2 separate regions of the Homo sapiens genome follow, and region 2 is linked to region 1. A link is an interaction called in ENCODE POLR2A ChIA-PET data of the cell type or tissue named here. Cell type or tissue: IMR-90. All regions are shown on one strand.

Region 1 (2,500 bases):
TTGCACCGTCACTCGGGTTGTTTGGGAAGAAAAGGGGAGGCGCTGTGCGTGCCACCGGGTACCTGGACCTGGATGCCCAGTGTGTATGCATGCCTGTGGCGCTGCGTGAGTTATCGGGGCTCTGATAGCGTCCGGAGCGGGTTCGAGGGTCTCCTCCAGGAACTCGCAGAAATTAGAGGGGGTGGGGAGGAGGACACACCCCCTTCCTCGGAACGACTTAGAAGACTTTGAATCTCCCCTCCTCCGCTTTTCCGCCCCGGCTCTTCTTTTGTTGTCAAGTCCTTTTGATAAATGGTGGGGCTGGGAGCTCTGGGAGTCGGGAGCCAGTCTGTGCCCGCGTGGGGGGCGGGGGCCGAGCCTGGAGACCCGGTTTCGACCGGCGCGCACCTGGGGCTGAGCCGGGTGCGCGCGGGGGTCGGGTCTGGAACTGCCCTTGGTATGCTCGCCCTCTCCTCTTGGCCCATCTCACTCCCCTCCCCCACCTGACTCCCCTCCCCGGCTTCTTTCTCTGTCTCCCACTCCGCACGGGTACCGAGAACTTTCCGGGGTGAGTTTTAGAATTTGCTCCTAGGCATTCTTTTTCTGCGTTTGGATTTTATCCCTTGATTCTTTGGGTTGGTAAACTTTATGAAATGGTAACTTGACTGAAGCTCATTTGGAGAGAAGAGGGGAGTGAGGCGGTGTGTGCTTGGGGCTGGTGTTTGTCAGTGTGAGCGTGTAAGAGCACACCTGCATTCAAGGGGGTTTGTAGTGTCCGTGCGACATCTGAGGGAGGTGAGTCGGCGAGCGGGTGGCGAGGCCCCACGCTGAGGGAGGCGGTTGTCTGGTCTCCGGGGAGCAAGTCCCAGGTGCGCGTTTCGGAGGGCGGGACAGTCCTACGCTGTCTCTGCGGGGCAGCGCGTCTGTGAAGCACTCTTATCCTTCGGGTGTGTCCATGTGTGCCTGGTTACTGAGTGCGCGGCCGTCTAGGTGTCGACCCAACCAATGGTAGTGCTCCTAACGCCGCGAGCCCACCTTTGGGCCGCTATCGCCGCGGCCTCCCCGCGAGGCCCGGGCACTGAAATTCTGGGGCCTGCGACAGGGCCGGGGGGGACGCAGCCAAGGGCGTCCCTCCCCAGCCTCCAGACTCAGCTCTTCCCCCTCTCCTCTAATTCCAGCAGCTTATTACGCCGGCGGCTCAGGGGAGGCAGCCTCAGCACCTGAAGCCTGGGGGGGCCGTGGAGTGGCTCCTGCGTCCCCCGGTGTGGCCACACACGCTCGTGGGGCTGCGCTGTGCTGCGTGGGTGCGGGTCGTGGTCAGCGTGCGTTCGCTTTTCTCAAAACTCCACTCCGAGGGTCCGAGCGCATGGGGGCGCCTGGGGGCCTGCGCGCCCGGGGCTTTTGGGAGGCGCCAGCGTCCGAGCCTGCGCACCTCGCGCAGGAGGCCAAACCCCCGAAGGCCGGCGCGGGCCCGGGAGTGGGGGCCATTAATTACTCTGCGCCAGGCCTAAAGCCTCCAACCCCCAGCAGCAGTTGGCGTGGATGTCCTGCGGATTTTATTTGCAAACAATGGAAATGATTTGTTTTCTCTAAAAAAGGAGTGGGCAAGGCAGATATTGGAGGAGGGGGTGGGAGGAGGAGAAGGAAGGGGAAAGAGCTGAGGAAAAAAGTTTGAAAATGCCTTGAACTATTCACTGTCGAGATGGCTAATCAGTATTGAGGCCGGAGGGCAGGCGGGCCGCCTTTCACCGCCGCTTCCCTTTCATCTCGGGCTCGGCGGAGGCGCTCAATTAAAAGCCTATCAGTTTGTAAGTAAATCAACGCCTATCAGAGTTGTCACATCAAACAAAACGATTATTATTGCAGCCCGCCTCCCCTATTAATCTCCCTCGAAGATAATCCGCCTGACAGGTCAGGCCCGGCGAGCTGGAAAGCCTGGCCCAGAGCACCCAAACAGTCCCGGACTGGCGCGCGCCCCCGGGGGCCTCCCCACCCCTGTCCTGCCCCGCCTCGCGGTCCCTGGGAGCGGGGAGAGAAAGCGCGCGCGGAGGCCTCTGCACCCAGGTCCGCCCCACCTGACTGGGAGCAAGGCCCAGATTCGCGGGGCCAGTAGGGGACAGTCCCGCGCGGCCCTCGCCGCTGCTCGGGGCAGGGGAGAAGCCTGGCGTGCAGGAGCCGCGGCCCGGCCCGGGGTCTCGCCACGGCCTGCGCTCTCCTCGGCTCTCATTTATTTTCTTCCTCCCTTCTTTTTGTTTTCTCTCCCGCGTCTTTCTGGGCTCCCCCATCTTTTTCCTTCATTTCCTTTTCCTTTTCCCTTTTTTTTACTTGCCAGGGAGTATTTCCCATTCTGGCTCTCTCTTCTTGGTGTGCCGTATAAACCTTTCTTGCGCAGCCACACTGCCTGGAGTAGGATGTTCTCAGGGCCCGGGTTATTTCTCCCGGGTTGCCCCAGGAGTGTGCAGTTCCCAGAAACTCATGGCAAAGTCCTCTATAATCTCTTTCCGAGCAGGGGCTCTGAGAA
Region 2 (2,500 bases), 1.5 Mb after region 1:
AGGAAAGACAGTAAATCATGTGAACCCACATTCCAGACGGTCACACCCTCCAGTCTTACTGATATAACTTCGTTTCTGGCAAACAGGCCAGCTCTCTGATATTAAAGATGAGAACATGGAATCATATCTTCTGGGTACCCCAACTCATCTACCCACTAAGCTCCCAAATATTATCTAAGATGTGTGTTCATGAAAGAGAGAAAGAGAGAGGATAAGTGCACACAAACACATAAATATATATACATATATGTACATGCATATATACCAAAAAAATCTGCTTCTTTGTAATTACATGTGATCTTAAGAAATACGTATCTGCTCTGTGAAAGATTTTTATATGCCTTTGCCATTCTCCAATTAGCAGAAAGTCATAAGGAGTAACATCATTCCCATTTAACAGTAGAAAAAATGTGCAAGGGCTGCCGGTGAGCCAGGACCAGAAGCTACAAGTCCTAATTCATGGCCCAGTTTCCCTCCTCCAAGTCACTGCCTTTGTTCTGAAAATATGAATGCACTGGACATGCAAACTCCTGCCCTGGGCATTGTGGTGCAGTGGGCAGAGCAAAGACACACCTGCCTTAACTGGCTCACATTGAAATTTCTCTCTAGCTCCTGGGGGATCCTGCGCATGGGTCTCTCCATAGGCTGGCATTCACGCTTCTCAGATGTATCGTACACTAGCAAAAGGGGCCTCTGCTTTTCTCTGCTCTTTCTCTTAACACTGTTATAATATGCTTTTTCTTTATTTTTCCAGATTAGGTAGGCCCTGCAAACCTAAAGCTTCATTAAATCTTGTTTTCTAAAAAAAAAACGACAACACTCCCAACTTGTGTGCATTGGAACTCATTAGCTCTTGTAGTAGGGTTCCCCTTTTTCTCCTCAGAAGGAGGTGGCTCCTCACTGCTCCTTCAATAACGATGGTTCAGTGTGATTGGTATCTGTTTAGGAAAGGTCCAAGGCTCAAGGAAAATGGACATCATGTGCACAACCTCCTAACTCAGAGGACAAGCAAGTGACCGGAAGGCCAAGGATGCTGTCTGACCACAGACATTGCAATGCAGACACATAAGATTAGAAGCAAAACGCAGGAGGCTGGTAAGGCCAGGACAGTGGGATGAACCAAGCAGGGAAGGGACATGAATGAAGCAGGCCTGGTGGGATACAATAGAGAGTAGTGTGGACTGTGGCTAAAGGGAGCAGCTGCTCAGCTCAAGCCAATAGCTGCTTTACGGGAATCTGGGACTCTGCCTTCTGACTCTAATTTAAAGAAGGCAGGAACCCCGATTTTATATAAAATCTTATTTTAAAATATTGGCAACAAATTCAATTTAAAAATAAAAACTTGATAAATGCAGAAGTTGTCTGTGGGGTAGATGTAGACTGCAATGTGACATTTCGAGACTTCTATTACAGATCTTTTATTAGAAACAAGATATCAAGCCAAGTACTATGCCAATATATTGTGCTATTTCTTCTTCTAAAATGAGTGCATGAGGATGGGGTGTTGGACAAAAAAATAATCAAGGGTTGCGCTTCAGGAATCAACTCAGTGATGAGCTCACTGTCCTAGCCAGCGTATCCAGAAACAGTGGCATTAGGAGGAAGCTGGTGGCTTTCAGAAGAAGGAGGATCCTCTCGCCAAGTCTGAAGTGTCTCATTCCAGACTTAGAACTTGGCCAGATGTGGTCTATTGTACTCGGAATACTCAGTGTGGCCAGCGGCCTTGCCTTCTTGATTGCCTTCCTGTCTACCACATTCCAACCATAATGGCCTCCAACTGCTTCCTCCAACAAACCAAACCCAGCTTGTCACCACTGTGCAGCTTTGGCCTTTATAGTGTTCTCTCCCTCTGTTTTTTTCAGTGTCAGCTTCAATGTTACCTCCTAGGATAATTTTACTCTGACCACTGAGGGTAAAACAGGTCTCCACACCCATTCAAGCTATTTCATGTTCTTCAAATCAATTATCCTTATGTGACACTATTCATTTATTCACTTACCTATTTACTCTTAACCCACTAGAATGAAAGTTTAAATAACATGAAGGCAAGGTCTTCATCCTTCTTTTTTACAACTGAATCCGCAGCATGGGGAATCATGCCTGGTGTCCAGTAAGTGCCCAATAAATGTATTGATTAAAAACACTAGCAACAATAAATACATACAGAGCTTGTCAAGTGCTAAGCACCGCTCTAATCGCTTTACAACCTTTACCCATTTACTCATCTCTGCAACCCTGTGACATAGGTACTATTACTATCTTCATTTTAAAGATGAGAAAACTGAGGCACAGGGAGGTTAAGGTTACCCAGCCAGTAAACAGCAGTTCTGGAATCCAGATCTAAGCCATCTGGCGCTTGAGTCCATGTCCAGTATTCACTTTTCAGGGTCCAAGTGGAGCTTAAGTTGGGGCTGGGGTTGGGAGAAAGTGATAGCTGGATGAAAAAGAAATCTGAATACTCATATGTGAGTCTCATCCCTAAAAACAGAGAGGATTCCTT

What was found. ChIA-PET counts read pairs that join two places held together with the same protein. Peaks named below come from ENCODE experiments on the same cell type or tissue, not always from the same donor. Only the 100,000 strongest peaks of a DNase experiment are listed, where the experiment ranks them.
Region 2: POLR2A ChIA-PET joins it to region 1 with 16 read pairs; 2 of 35 experiments call an interaction of 5 or more read pairs at or near these places.

The regions. Positions count from the first base shown.
Region 1 is chr10:75,403,511-75,406,010 of GRCh38, forward strand. All of the region lies in intron 1 of ZNF503-AS2 (ZNF503 antisense RNA 2), which reads left to right. Among named protein-coding and RNA genes, the nearest start is that of ZNF503, 3.0 kb to the left of the region's middle. RefSeq lists enhancers at 1,218-1,958, 1,296-2,371, 1,959-2,500. In IMR-90, no CTCF peak of the experiment used is centred here; no DNase peak of the experiment used is centred here; H3K4me3 peaks cover 765 bases; H3K27ac peaks cover 527 bases; H3K27me3 peaks cover 292 bases.
Region 2 is chr10:76,903,781-76,906,280 of GRCh38, forward strand. The region is part of intron 25 of KCNMA1 (potassium calcium-activated channel subfamily M alpha 1); the gene reads right to left. All of the region lies in intron 2 of KCNMA1-AS1 (KCNMA1 antisense RNA 1), which reads left to right. Among named protein-coding and RNA genes, the nearest start is that of KCNMA1-AS1, 17 kb to the left of the region's middle. In IMR-90, no CTCF peak of the experiment used is centred here; no DNase peak of the experiment used is centred here.